Regions from separate parts of the Homo sapiens genome. Here region 1 is linked to region 2. A link is a contact called in ENCODE POLR2A ChIA-PET data. All regions are on one chromosome and are shown on one strand. The core of a region is the stretch at or near the end of the contact, and the rest is flanking DNA. Distances in the headings are between cores, read along the strand shown.

Evidence for each region. ChIA-PET counts read pairs that join two places held with the same protein, here RNA polymerase II (POLR2A).
Region 1: POLR2A ChIA-PET joins it to region 2 with 15 read pairs in WTC11. The contact joins the promoter of CHRNA3 here to the promoter of CHRNA5 in region 2. POLR2A ChIA-PET finds 5 or more read pairs at or near these places in 5 of 52 experiments (GM12878, HEK293, SK-N-SH and 1 more).

What each region holds. Positions count from the first base shown.
Region 1 is chr15:78,618,955-78,625,776 of GRCh38, reverse strand. CHRNA3 (cholinergic receptor nicotinic alpha 3 subunit) reads left to right here and starts at 4,781. Exons shown (of 6, transcript NM_000743.5): 1 at 4,781-5,064. The coding sequence starts at 4,983. It overlaps CHRNB4 (cholinergic receptor nicotinic beta 4 subunit), which reads left to right. Exons shown (of 6, transcript NM_000750.5): 6 at 486-1,666. The coding sequence ends at 644.
Region 2 is chr15:78,562,343-78,569,412 of GRCh38, reverse strand. It overlaps CHRNA5 (cholinergic receptor nicotinic alpha 5 subunit), which reads right to left and starts at 3,893. Exons shown (of 6, transcript NM_000745.4): 1 at 3,588-3,893. The coding sequence starts at 3,693. RefSeq lists a silencer at 3,606-3,695 and an enhancer at 4,506-4,695.

The DNA.
Region 1 (6,822 bases), core at 3,532-6,031, 55 kb before region 2:
ATTAAACAGCAGGATTTCCAGGTGTTCTGTAAGCCCCGGTTTCTCTGCTCTCACTGAACTAGGTGGGAGCCACCTAGTTCTTTCTTTAGCTAGAACCAGCTCAGGCAGTGAGTTTGGGGTAAAAATGAGAAGTTGGGGCTTTGAGATCCTCAGGCCCTATCTCCTATGTATAACCAGATTTTGTTTTCAAATCATAATATGTAGTATTAACAAGCCCTCACATTCCTAGCTTTTCTGTACAGCCCAAGTTCCCAGTGCCCCTCCAACGCTGTGGGGGACAGGCAGGGGTGGAGGTGGAGAACAGCCAGAGAGGCTCAGAGCTGCCCAGCTGGGAGGCCAGCCTGGGACTCAGAACTTGCCCCCCTAGTATGCAGTTCCACGCCTGTGGCCTGTGGAGTCCCTGGCCAGAGAGTAAGGGCCTGACTCGGGGAAAGGAGGGACCCCAGTACTTGGCACCTGTGACCAACTCCTCTGTCTGCCTGCAGGTCGTTGAGGACTGGAAGTACGTGGCTATGGTGGTGGACCGGCTGTTCCTGTGGGTGTTCATGTTTGTGTGCGTCCTGGGCACTGTGGGGCTCTTCCTACCGCCCCTCTTCCAGACCCATGCAGCTTCTGAGGGGCCCTACGCTGCCCAGCGTGACTGAGGGCCCCCTGGGTTGTGGGGTGAGAGGATGTGAGTGGCCGGGTGGGCACTTTGCTGCTTCTTTCTGGGTTGTGGCTGATGAGGCCCTAAGTAAATATGTGAGCATTGGCCATCAACCCCATCAAACCAGCCACAGCCGTGGAACAGGCAAGGATGGGGGCCTGGGCTGTCCTCTCTGAATGCCTTGGAGGGATCCCAGGAAGCCCCAGTAGGAGGGAGCTTCAGACAGTTCAATTCTGGCCTGTCTTCCTTCCCTGCACCGGGCAATGGGGATAAAGATGACTTCGTAGCAGCACCTACTATGCTTCAGGCATGGTGCCGGCCTGCCTCTCCATCACCATCTCTCTCCACTTCCCCTTGTCCAGTTCCTCACACACTTCTAGATTCTTCCCAGCTCAGAGGCTTGGCATTTGCCATATCATCATCTTTTTTTTTTTCTTTTAAACGGAGTCTTGCTATATCGCCCAGGCTCAAGTGATTCTCCTGCCTCAACCTCCCAAGTAGCTGGGATTACAGAAAGCCGCCACCGTGCCCAGCTAATTTTTGTATTTTTGTTGGCCAGGCTGATTTCGAACTCCTGACCTCAAATGACCCACCTGCCTCGGCCTCCCAAAGTGCTAGGATTACAAGTGTGAGCCACTATGCCTGGCCTTCCCTATCTTCTACCTGAACCTTCTTCCTCTTCCCCCAGGGCTTCCCAAGCTCTTTCCACAGCCACATCAGTCAGGGCATGGCTCCAATCCATTCTTTGCTCCAATGTCACCTCCTCTGAGAGGCCTTCCCTAACCACCCAATCATTCTAAAGCAGCCTCCCTACAGTCACGTTACCCTGCCTCCTTCCTCGAGCACTCCTGTGTACCTGTCGCTCTTATCTGGTGGCATGTATGTCATCCACAGCTCACCCACTAGAGTGTGAGCTCCATGAGAACAGGGACCTGCTCCTTCACATTCGTGGTAGTATCCCCAGGGCCTAGGACAGAGCTTGGCACACAGTAGGTGCTCAATAAATGTTTGTTGAATGAATGAATGGCTCCTACCCCTCCTTCAAGTCCAGATGCCCCTCCTCTGAGCAGCCATCCCTAGTTCCCCCATCTGAAAGGCATGACCTGCTCCTCCATGACTGCGGTGCTGGTCACTTTCCACTTCTCTCTCATGGCTGGGTTCAGGTCTGTCTCCCACACGGATGCTCTGATTCACTCCTCGCACATACTGCCTTTTGCACAGTGCCTGGCATGTAGTAGGCACTCAAAATATTTGTGGAATGGAGGAGGATGTTCTAAAAAATTCTGTTTTAAAAATTATTATACAATAAAATTGACTTTTAAATATATAGTTCTAGGAATTTTAACACATGTATAGATTGGTATAACCACCATCACAATCAGGACCCAGGAAAGATCTGTCACGCAAAACAACTCCGTCCTGCTATTCCTTTAGAGTCCTGACTCCCTGCACTCCTAGCCCCTGGCAACCACATATCTTTTCTCCTTCACTACAGTCGGGTCTTTTCAAGAATGCCATTTAAATGGAATCATACAGTAGTGACCTTTGGAGACTGGCTTCTTTAATTCAGCATAGTGCCTTCGAGATTCAATCAAGTTGGGTTTTTTTCGTATTGCTGAGGAGTGTTCAGTGGTATGATGTTGACGCACATTTAGGCTGTTTCCAGTTTTTGGCAATTATGAATAGAGCTAATATAAAGATTCACATATAGGATTGTGTATGAATAAAAGTTTTCATTTATTTAAACACTCAGGAGGGTGATTGCTAGGTTATATGGTAAGTGTATATTTAACTTTATATGAAACTGTTGAGGCCGGGCATGGTGGCTCACACCTGTAACCCCAACACTTTGGGAGGCCAAGGCGGCAGATCACCTAAGGTCAGGAGTTCAAGACCAGCTTGGCCAATATGGTAAAACCCTGTCTCTACTAAAAATACAAAAATTAGCCAGGTGTGGTAGTGTGTACCTGTAATCCCAGCTACTCGGGAGGTTGAGGCAGGAGAATTGCTTGAACCTGGGAGGCAGAGGTTGCAGTGAGCCGAGATCGTGCCACTGCACTCCAGCCTGGGTGACAGAGCGAGACTCTGTCAAAAAAAAAAAAGAACAAAAGAAAGAGAAAGAAACTGTCAAACTGTTTTCTGGAGTGGCTATACCATTTTGCAATCCCACCAAAGTATGAGAGATCCAGTTGTTCAGCAACTGGATTCCACCCTGGTTTTAATTTGCGTGTCCCTGATGGCTAGTGATTTGAACATCTTCCACGTGCTTTTTTTTTTTTTTTTGTCTTCTGTATACCTCTTTGGTGAAGAGTCTGTTTAACTCTTTTGCTCATTTAAAAAATTGTTCGTTTTCTTACCATTGAGACTTTCTTTAGAAAACAACTTTATTGAGGTATAATTTACATACCATAAAATCCACCCATTTGAAGTACAATTCAAAGAGTTGTCGTAAGCTTACCACCAGAATCCAGTTTTAGAACATCTGCATCACCCCAGTAAGACCCCTCATATGCATCTACACTTAGTGTTGAGTTTTGAGAGTTCCTTATACATTCTGGATACAAGTCCTTTGTTGGATATATAACTTACAGTATTGTCCCAATGGGGGACATTTGCCAAGAGTTGAGAATGCTGTAATTGGAGGCCTGAGAGGTGGGTCCCAATTCTTACATTTTCCATTCCACAAACTGTCTCCTTTTGTTTGGTTTTAATATGGGTAAACAGCACATTCTGGAAATGATAAAGGTGACTCTCCATTTGCTGAATGCCAGGAGGAGAGTTTATGACAGAACTTCCTCCTGCAATAAAAGGATGTCAAAGAAGCCAACATCAAGGTGCCCCCCATCCCTGGTGGGTGGTCAGAGAGGGCAGGAGGCTCCAGGGCACCCTGCCTGGCCAATCAGTGCACATTCTTGGGGTTGCAGATGGTGGCGGGGAAGGGGACAGGTTCTGCAGGGGACTAGGGTGGGAACCCCATTGCCCTCTCAGATTGCTCCATCAGAAGAGCAGATGAGGCTGCACACAGTGGCTCACGCCTGTAATCCCAGCACTTTGGGATGGGAGGTGAACTACCGTCACAGCTGTAGTTCATTTGCTTGATACACCGCTTCCTTTCAACCCCCACATCCTCACCACCTGTTTCTTTGATCACCAATAAATAGCGTGGGCTCCCACAGCTGGGGGCCTTCGTAGCCTCCATACGTTGGCCGCCTGGTCCCGCTTTCTCTCTTGTCTTTTCTCATTCTTTTGACTCCGCCTGACTTTGTCACCCCCATGGCCTGGGGTTGGGTCTGATCACCCCAAAAAATTTTTCATTAAGGAACAATCCAAACGTATTCCAAAGTTAAGAGAACAGTATAACAAACCTCCAGGTACCATCATCCTGCCTCGACAATTATCAACTCATAGCCAATATTGTTTCAACTAACTTCCACCCACCCCTAAGCTATAAGGACTTAAAAAAAAAATACCAGTACTATATCTAAGTTTTTTTGTTTTGTTTTGTTTTGTTTTGAGATGAAGTCTCACTCTGTCACCCAGGCTGGAGTGCAGTGGCGCAATCTCGGCTCACTGCAGGCTCTGCCTCCCGGGTTCACGCCATTCTCCTGCCTCAGCCTCCCGAGTAGCTGGGACTACAGGTGCCTGCCACCACGCCGGGCTAATTTGTAGAGTATTTTTAGTAGAGACGAGGTTTCACCATGTTAGCCAGGATGGTCTCTGACCTCGTGATCCGCCCGCCTTGGCCTCCCAAAGTGCTGGCTGGGATTACAGGCGTGAGCCACTGCTCCCGGCTAAAATATTTAACAATTATTTAATAGCATGAGATACACAAGGCGTCCTTCCCAGGGTGTGTTAGCGTCTCTCCTACGGCGCCCGCCTAGCCCGGTGGTCCCAACCCCCTGCGGGAGCTGCACACGCCCCGGAAACCTGGGACAGAAACTGAGTCCCTCTCCTTCCTGGTGGTGGTGACAGCACCTGCTCAGATCTGGTCGGACGCCGCCGGCCGGAGCACCCAGCCCGGCGGAGAAGGAGCTCGCCCGGCGCTGGGGACTGGGACCTGGAGCCCCTTCCCCTACCGCACGTACGCCCCGCCCCGCGCACGCCCGCCCGCCCGCCCGCGCCTGGCGCAGCTTCACTCCGGATGGTTCCTGTCCTCCCGCGGGTCCGAGGGCGCTGGAAACCCAGCGGCGGCGAAGCGGAGAGGAGCCCCGCGCGTCTCCGCCCGCACGGCTCCAGGTCTGGGGTCTGCGCTGGAGCCGCGCGGGGAGAGGCCGTCTCTGCGACCGCCGCGCCCGCTCCCGACCGTCCGGGTCCGCGGCCAGCCCGGCCACCAGCCATGGGCTCTGGCCCGCTCTCGCTGCCCCTGGCGCTGTCGCCGCCGCGGCTGCTGCTGCTGCTGCTGCTGTCTCTGCTGCCAGGTACGCGCACAGGCGTTAGGGCTCCGGAGGGACGGGCGCCCGAGAAGGGGCGCGGGGTCCGGAGGGGCTGCCGGCGAGAACACCGCGCGGGCGAGCGGAGAGGGCTGGCGCCGTCGCCGGGGACTCGGAACCCGCGCAGACTGGCTCCAGCCCGGCGGCGACTTGGGTGGGGTGGCTTTTTCCCTTTCGGCTCACCTCCCACCCCTAGCCACCACCAAACCTGGGAGTCACTGAGCGGGCGCTGGTACGCGCCGGGTGATGGGGAGGTCGAGACCGGGTCCTTCGTCTTGGGCGCAGGAGTTGGGGATTCGCGTCCCCGCGCTGCCCGTCGCCCTGCCCCGCGCACTGGCTCCCAAACTGGCGCGCCCAAGCCTCCCGCTCCACCGTCTGCATCCCGCCCACCTCCTCATTTGACGGAGATGGCTGAAGACTTGGCCAAGGCCACCTCGGGAAGAGGGGAGTCGCTTCGGGACTGGGGCTGGAGCTGGAGCGCCAGCCTCTCCTCCGGTTGTAGCCTCCTAGCGCTCCTGGCTGCGTCGCTGAGGGACCCTCCACCGGGAGAGCGCCTCCTGTCTTCCTCCCGCTCTCCAGAGGAGCCTGCTGGGGGAAGCCGGCCCTGGCCCGCCGCTGGGAGGCTCTTGGGTGCCTGGGAGGGCTGGTGGGTAGCGAGAGTCGGGGACCGGGCAAGGCTGCAGGGAATTCCTGGAGGGCCCAGGCCGGCGGTCTGTCGTGCGGCTGTGAGCTCAGAGCGCTTTCCGCCCTCGGTGCCGAGGCCTGCACTACTCAGAACGCCATACGCTCTCAACCGACCTCCTGCCTGGGACCCTTCTTTCATCCTGGGGAAGGAGAGTGGGGAGCAGGAAAAATCCTATTTCAAGACCTGAGGAAGTTGGATTCAACTTCCTAGAGGATTCTCCTCCCGCTTCCCCAAGCTGCCCCCAGATCTGTACGTGGGAATCAGAAGACAGCTGACCCGGTATGCCTCACTTGTGCTGGGGTGTGGCTTAGGAACAAAGAGGGGTGCCCAAGGGTTGCAGAGGTCAGAGTCTTTCATCAGGATATGAAGACAGCATCAGCAAGAGCTGGGGGTCACACGAGATCACGGGAGTCACACAGTGCCTTGGCTTCTAAGAGGGCTGGTGGCCACCCCTACAGGGTGGAATGCAGGAGAGGCCCAGACCTGGGCTGTGTTCTCCCGGAGGCTGGGAGGTAGAAGACCTGGGCCTGGGCGACCGTGGTTGGCCCTGCCCCTGGGAGCGGACTGGCCATCTTTCCATCGTGGAAGCAGTGAGTGGCTGTACCCAGGCAGACAGCATTTGCCCCACACCCCCACCCGGCAGAAACAACCCAGGAAAAGATTGCGAATAGTTCTTGACCTCTTACCGCAGCACCAAGCTGTGCACTTCCTTCACAACAACCCTTTGAGGTGGATACGTTTATAATCCTTATTTTGACTGGTAAAGACACAGGTTCAGAGAGGTTAAGCCACTTGCCTAAGCTCACACAGCTTACAAGTGATTTGTCAGGATTTGCACCAGATCTGTCCAACTCCAGAGCCCAGGCTTGCAACCACTGTGCTTCTCACTGAATGCGTGTGGCCAGGTAGAATCCTGCCCCTCTTGGGCCTCAGTTTCCCATTTTGTAACCCACTGGGTTAGACTGGCCTGAAAGTCTAGGGTTCCACAGAATCCCCCCACAGGTGGAGGGGATGCTGTAGATGGGTGATGTTTCTGCTGGGCTGGGTGGGGGAGGTTAAGT
Region 2 (7,070 bases), core at 2,644-5,143:
AATTGTCGACATGCTTATTTAATAGTGAACTTAAACTATCATCTGATAATTTAATTCCAATGCTTTAAGAAAAATAATGCTATTAGAAGAAAAAGTTCTGTACTGAAATTACTGAACTAAAACTTCATATCCTAATTATAAAAAATTACTTGCTAGATCTCATTTGTAGATTATAGGTTGAAAAAAAGCTCAGAGTTCAATCCATAGGCTACATTAATAAATGCAGGTATATCTGCAGTGTATCAGGAAATACACAGACAAATGAAATCCTACCCTCCAGCTGCTCAGTCTAGTTCACATATTTAGTATTTCTTGGAAATCAAAATAATTTTAAATTGCAAATTAAATTGTGTATAAAGTTTACGTAAGGACATATATATAACAAAAGTAAAACTGACAGTCAGTATGTGTGTATTTCTGTTAGCTTCTGAAAATGTTAATGAAAATGACTAAAGATGAGAAGAAAAAAATCTTTCATAGCTCTCATTTTCTATGAATTATTTCATTTTCCTATTTCATTTTCAGCCACTACATATAGTAATTAAAATTAAGGTTCAGCCATTTAAAATGTCACATAGCGTGCAGCCATAAAAAAGAATGAGTTCATGTCCTTTGCAGGGACATGGATGAAGCTGGAAACCATCATGCTCAGCAAACTAACACAGGAACAGACACCAAACACCGCATGTTCTCTTTCATAAGTGGGAGTTGAACAATGAGAATCCATGGACACAGGGAGGGGAACATCACACATCAGGGTCTGTCGGGAGGTTGGGGGCAAGGGGAGGGAGAGCATTAGGACAAATACCTAATGCATGTGGGGCTTAAAACCTAGATGACAGGTTGATAGGTGTAGCAAACCACCATGGCACATGTATACCTATGTAACAAACCTGCAGGTTCTGCACATGTATCCCAGAACTTAAAGTAATATTTTAAAAAAAAAATTAAAAAAATAAAATGTCACACAGCTAAGAAATATAACCATTGGCTTTAAAATGTCACATAGCTAAGAAATAGTAAGAAATATAACTAGTTAGGTAGTTAATGACTATCTAACTTCCATAATCACTGTCCCAATCACAGGTCAGTTTAAAATGCTTGTATTATCTTGATGTACTAGTTCATTATACTTTAATATATTATACTTTAATTGTCTCCTGAGCCACTTTCCACAGCTCTGTGACCGTTCATCAGCCAAATAATAGCTGCGGGCTGACTAGATATTCTCTTTACCTGGGAACTGGCTCACAGAAAACCACAGGGAAAAGTTACTATTAAGAACCTAAGACGAATATGAAAACAATAAATTGTAAAAATAAAGGTAATTATATTTGAACTTAAAAAACTTAAAGTTGACTTAAAAACATCTACTACCGCCCTTTCATTTTAAAGAGAGAGAAACAAAGAATCAGCAAGGTCAAGTAATACGTCCAAGGAAACACAGACAGCGAGTGGCAGGTCTCCTATTTCCAGACAGTACTTTCAGCCACCCACATGGAACGACAGTTGTACACAAATGCATATTAACAGTTAAGAGCAAGTGTGCAATTACATCATCCATTCAGTATCACTTTGTTCTTCAAGATGATCACTTCTAAGAGCACACAGAATCTTATAATTTTCAAGGTGGAAGGGGGATCCTTTAATGGCCCCTCACCATCCAGATGGAGAAACTAATATCCAGAGAGGTAATACTGTTCCACTCCTTCCTTCCGCAAACCTTCACTGGGCTCCTACATTAAGGCAGGTGTTGGCGATACAAAGATAAACAAGAATCACAGTTCTTAAGGAGCTTACGTGGAAGCAGGAGGAAACAGAAGTGCAATAGAACCAGATGGTTATTATGAGAGAGATATTAACTAAGTGGGGCAGAAAGCAGGAACTAATCGATTTCACTTTGTTATAACACTGAACACCATGCATGAAGGGAGATAGCTATTTACACTATTTAATGCTTGGCTACAGTGTTCTATATTAAAAGACATGAAACAGATTTTTAAAGTTCAGTTTCATCAAAAGGGGTAGAGAACTACCATTTTCTCGAGTGTCAGGCACTGTGCCTGGCATTTTATATGCATTATTTAATCCTCAAAAGAACTCTGAGAGGTAAGCATGATTATTACCCCCATTTCTTTTCTTTTCTTTTTTTTTTTTTTTGAGACGGAGTCTCGCTGTGTTGCCCAGGCTGGAGTGCAGTGGCGCGATCTCGGCTCACTGTAACCTCCGCCTCTCGGGTTCACGTCATTCTCCTGCCTCAGCCTCCCGAGTAGCTGGGACTACAGGCGCGCACCACCACGCCCGGCTAATTTTTTTGTATTTTTAGTAGAGACGGGGTTTCACTGTGTTAGCCAGGATGGTCTCGATCTCCTGACCTCGTGATCTGCCCGCCTCGGCCTCCCAAAGTGCTGGGATTACAGGCGTGAGCCACCGCGCCCGGCCCGCCATTTCTTAAAGAAGGAAAACAGCTGAGAGAAGTTCGTCCAGTCAGGATGCACCAGAGCCATAATTTGAATACAGGTTTGCCTGGCTCCAAAATCACATTCCTTTCTTTCTGTTTAACTCTCTCTGCCCAGGATTTTCTTCATTTGTTTAAATCACCCTCCATCTTATTTCTCTTCGGTCTACACTAAGCAATACATCCTGCAATGAATTATTCTAGTCTTATTACTTCCTAAAATCAGGAGCCATAGATTAAAAACCTTAACAAAGGAAAGGCAAGAAAAGGTTCTTGCAATATTTCCACTATTTAAGAAACTCACTCATAAAACCTGAAATACAGACGTAGTGAACTTCTGTAATCATATCTTGCTTAACGGATGCTTAGCTTTTCTACGTTTAGATCACACCATAGCTGCTCCACAAACGTGTTTTTCTTCAAGGTATTGAGAGAACTGACTCTAAAACTTTCCCAAGCACTTGAAACATGTAGGACTACGCGATTTCTTTTGTTGTTTCCATTCCTGTCCAAAACCTCTTGAAAAACAGCAGGCTGAAAAAAGCTGTGCTCTAAGGAGCTAGTGAGGAACTCTGGATGCAAACGATTAGCCCCGAAGCCAGGGAAGTTGGCCGCCTAGCCTGCTACAACACACACCTTTCATCTCCGGCGAAAGGAAAGGTTTTCAAATGCTGCGGTGGGTAGGGGACAGGGATGGAGGAAGAGGCGGCGGGCAGGAGGTGGAAGATAAGTCCCAACCCCTAGAATGAACCCCAGAGTCTCTATATCCCGTAAATGGGCAACAAAATGGGAAGCTTGGCTGCCACCAGGACAGGAAAGCCCTGCTGGACAAGAGTGGCATCTTTTACTGAAAAAGTTGTGTGGAAGTATACGCTAAGCCAGCCTCGTAGTCTCCAGCGATGCAGGTCGTGGAACAACAAAGAAAACCCACCCAAGTAGCCCTTTCTCTGCATTTAAATGAGCAAATCTGGACATTTAAACTGAAACCTCACTCCAAGCCCCCAGGAGAAAAAAACCCACCTCCCCTCGCAACCAGGTTTTCCGGCGGCCGTCGCCTGGCGGCTTCCTGGGCACCGCGATGTGGAGTCCGGGCCAGCTCCCGCCCCGCCCCTCTGCAGCCCGGGCTTACCTCTCTGCGCGCCGCCCGCCGCGCCCGCTAGACCGCAGCGCCCCGCGACCAGCTGGACCAAGAGCAGCAGGCGGAGCGCGCGGGGCCCTGACCCCCGCGCCGCCATCGCCCCGCGCCCGCGCGGGACCGCGGGCAGCCGCCTCTCGACCGCCGCGCGGGGAACGCGAACTCTTGGGGAATGGAGCACTGAGTGTGAGTCGTGAGACAAAACGAGGGCAGACGCAGCAGAGGGGCCGCTCCGCGCCACAGCTCCCGCCGGGACAGCAGCCTCAGCCTAGCAGCTTCTGGCGGGCTCGGGACGCATGTGGAAGCTCCCGGCGCCTAGCCCCGCCCCTATTTCCCTCTGGCCCCGCCCAATCCTCGCCTTGTTCCTTTTGGCCCAGTCCGGTCTATTCATAGCCCCGCCTCCGATCCCCACCAACCCTTTCCCCACCCCGCCCCGCCTCTGGTCCAACCCTGTCTGCTCCTAGCTCCTCTTTTTCCACGCCTGGCCCAGCCCCATCGCCCTGGCCCCCGCCTCCAGGCCTTCCTTTGGGCAGGTGCGACCCTGGAGCAGAGTTCCAGGAAGGCAAAGACTTGAGGCTGGCATCGCAGGCGCGTCCTTCTCTAACCACCGGATGTCCTTGGCCTAGTCACTGCACACCTTAAGATAACAGCTATTCATTGATGTCTGCTCTGTGCTCAGCACCAAAAGGGGAAGCAGAGGGACAGATTGCTCCCAGCTGATAGAAAATGTAAATAAAGTAATTCCGAGTTGTGATCAGAAAGAAACAAGCTGGAGGCTGGGGCAGAATCACAGTGGTGGGGGACTTGCTCCAGGCTGCAGCGCTCTCCATGGGCCCCGCTGCCCACTCAAGTCTTTCTCACCAGGAAGTACCAGTCGCAGCTTGACTGCCTCCTGGGGCTGTCGTGTCAGCCAAGGGGTCCCCACCAGGAGACCTGTGTTGTGGACCAGCGAGACAACCCTGGGCAAGTCACTTTCCTCTCTGGGCCTGTTTCCTCGTCTGGAAGCGAGGAACCGAGGCAGATAAACTAGAGGACTCGGGAAGGTACAGCTCTGACACTCACTCAAGCCATCCCCGGAAATGATATGCAGTCGCCTCAAACGTGGGCATCGCCCTCCGTGTTGTCATCAATTAACATTTGTAAATATTAGTGACTATCTGCTACAGACACTTAGCACCTCTGGTGGAGATTGGTGCCGACTGCTGGAAACCCGTCTCAAATCCCTCCAGACCCTATATTTCATCCTCTCTGTCCATAATTAGAAAGCTTCATTTGGCTGAAGGGATTCAGGCGAATTATCTTTAAACTTCAGTGGCAGAGGGAGCCGCTGACTCTTCACAGAACGCTTTATGGAGGTGACACCTCTAAGACTCATTGTGAGCAAAAATTTCACTCCACCCTCCAGACTAGTAAATCTGTGAAAAACTAAACCTGGTTGCAAAGAATCTAAACAGCAAAATTCAGTGAAGATGCTCTTCTTAGGTCCAAATACAGCTGGAAAAATGTAAATTACATCCAATGGAGCCAATCTGTTTAAACAGGACTTAAACAAAGGGGCCACAGAAAAGGGATGCACAAGATGTTAACCAGATTAGTAATTAATTGCACTTCTGCACAGAAATGAAAGACAGTACCTATCATCCTTTCACTGCAAATTTACATTTTACTCTGAAGAATTTATGGGACTTACAGGCACTTATGCAATTCATCCTAACAGTGTTTGGATGACTTTAAAATGTTATTCTGCTTTTACAGCTAACTGATTTGAAACAGAGGAGTTGAATAACTGCTGAAGGTCACAGTACCTGTCAGTGGCAAAACTAGAATGAAATGGTTGTCAGTGCAGCCACTGCAAGTATAATTGGAACTCCTAGATGTTATATCAATAATCATGAGAATGATGGTTATTTACATAATCTATGAAAAACACTATTAATTGTTGCTATTAAGTGAAAGGCAAAGCGTGACATTTGTTGGGCATTTTAAAATCCAAACAAATAATCAGAATATAATGTCTACATCTTACATGGTTTTTCCAGGGGGATACGCCAATTACTCATGGTTGCTGGATATGGTGCTACACCTGACTCTGATAACAGGCATCTTCACACTGCTAGGAGACATTAGCTGACCAAATGACAATGAAAATTGCTGCTGTTGCTGCAGCCACCACCTACAAAGTTCCCCTAAAGTGGCATCTATCTACCAACTTTCTGAGACTTAGCCAAAGGGACTATTACACAGTTCTTGCATCCCAGACACCACCTTTTCCTCTGAAGATTGTGGAATTTTTATTACACTTTCCTGTCTTCATTTATCCTTCCTTCTCCCCTCTTCTGAATATCCAAACCCACGCTTTCTTCAAGGCTCATTTCAAATGCCACCTGCCTTCTCTTTATCTATTTCTCCATAATTATGTTCTCTACTAGATAGTGGATTTCTCAGCCTAGAGGCTATGTCTTTTTTTTTTTTTTTTTTTTTTTTTTTTCCTAGTAGAGACAGGGCTTTACTCTTGCCCAGGCTGGAGTGTGTAGCAGTGTGATGATAGCTCACTGTGGCCTCAACCTCCAGGGCTCAAACTCAAGCGATCCTCCCTCCCCTGCCTATCAAGTAGCTGGGATTACAGGGGTGCACCCCTACAACCAGCTAATTTTTTTAGTTTTGATTTTTTTGTTTGTTTCTTTCTTTTTTTTTTTTTTTTGGTAGAGACAAGGTCTAACTATGCTGTCTAGGCTTGTCTCAAACTCCTGGGCTCAAGAGATCCTCCCACCTCGGCCTCCCAGAATGCTGGGATTAGGAGTGTGAACCACCATACCCAGCGGGGCTATGTCTTGTTCACCTTTATAATACCTACTTGCCAGTCAGTACCTTGCCATAGAAAGTAGAATTTAACAATTATCTTAACACTGCTAAGTAATGGGGACTGTAAGAATTTAAACACGTTTTAATATGCTAGTTCATTTAGTATCAATATTACAGGAGTGGTACTTTTATTATCCTTGTTTTGGCCAACACCTTCTCAGTTCTCTTGGCAGGTTCCTCCTCTTCTACCCAGGCTTTGCATGTTGGAAATTCCAGAGGCTCAAATCTGGGACCTATTCTGTCTCTGTAAACTTCCCCCCTCAGTGATCTTATTCACTTCCCTGGCTGTAAATACCATCCATATATTGATGATGACCAGATTCATACTCAGATAGGTGCTGATCTCACCTCTGAGCTCCAGTGTATTTGACTATGTACTTTACATCATAATCACTTAGTTATGTCACTTAAGATGTTCCAAACCATGTTATCCTCTTAGCCTTCCCATCTCAATCAATGATACCACCATCTGACTAATTACTCAAGCTAGAAAACTGGAAGTCATCCTGAGTTCCTCCCTCTGCTTCACCCACCGAGTCTAATTCAACTCTAAGTGCTATTTACCTGGAATTTATTTATTTATTTATTTATTTTTATGTATTTATTTTTAAGAAG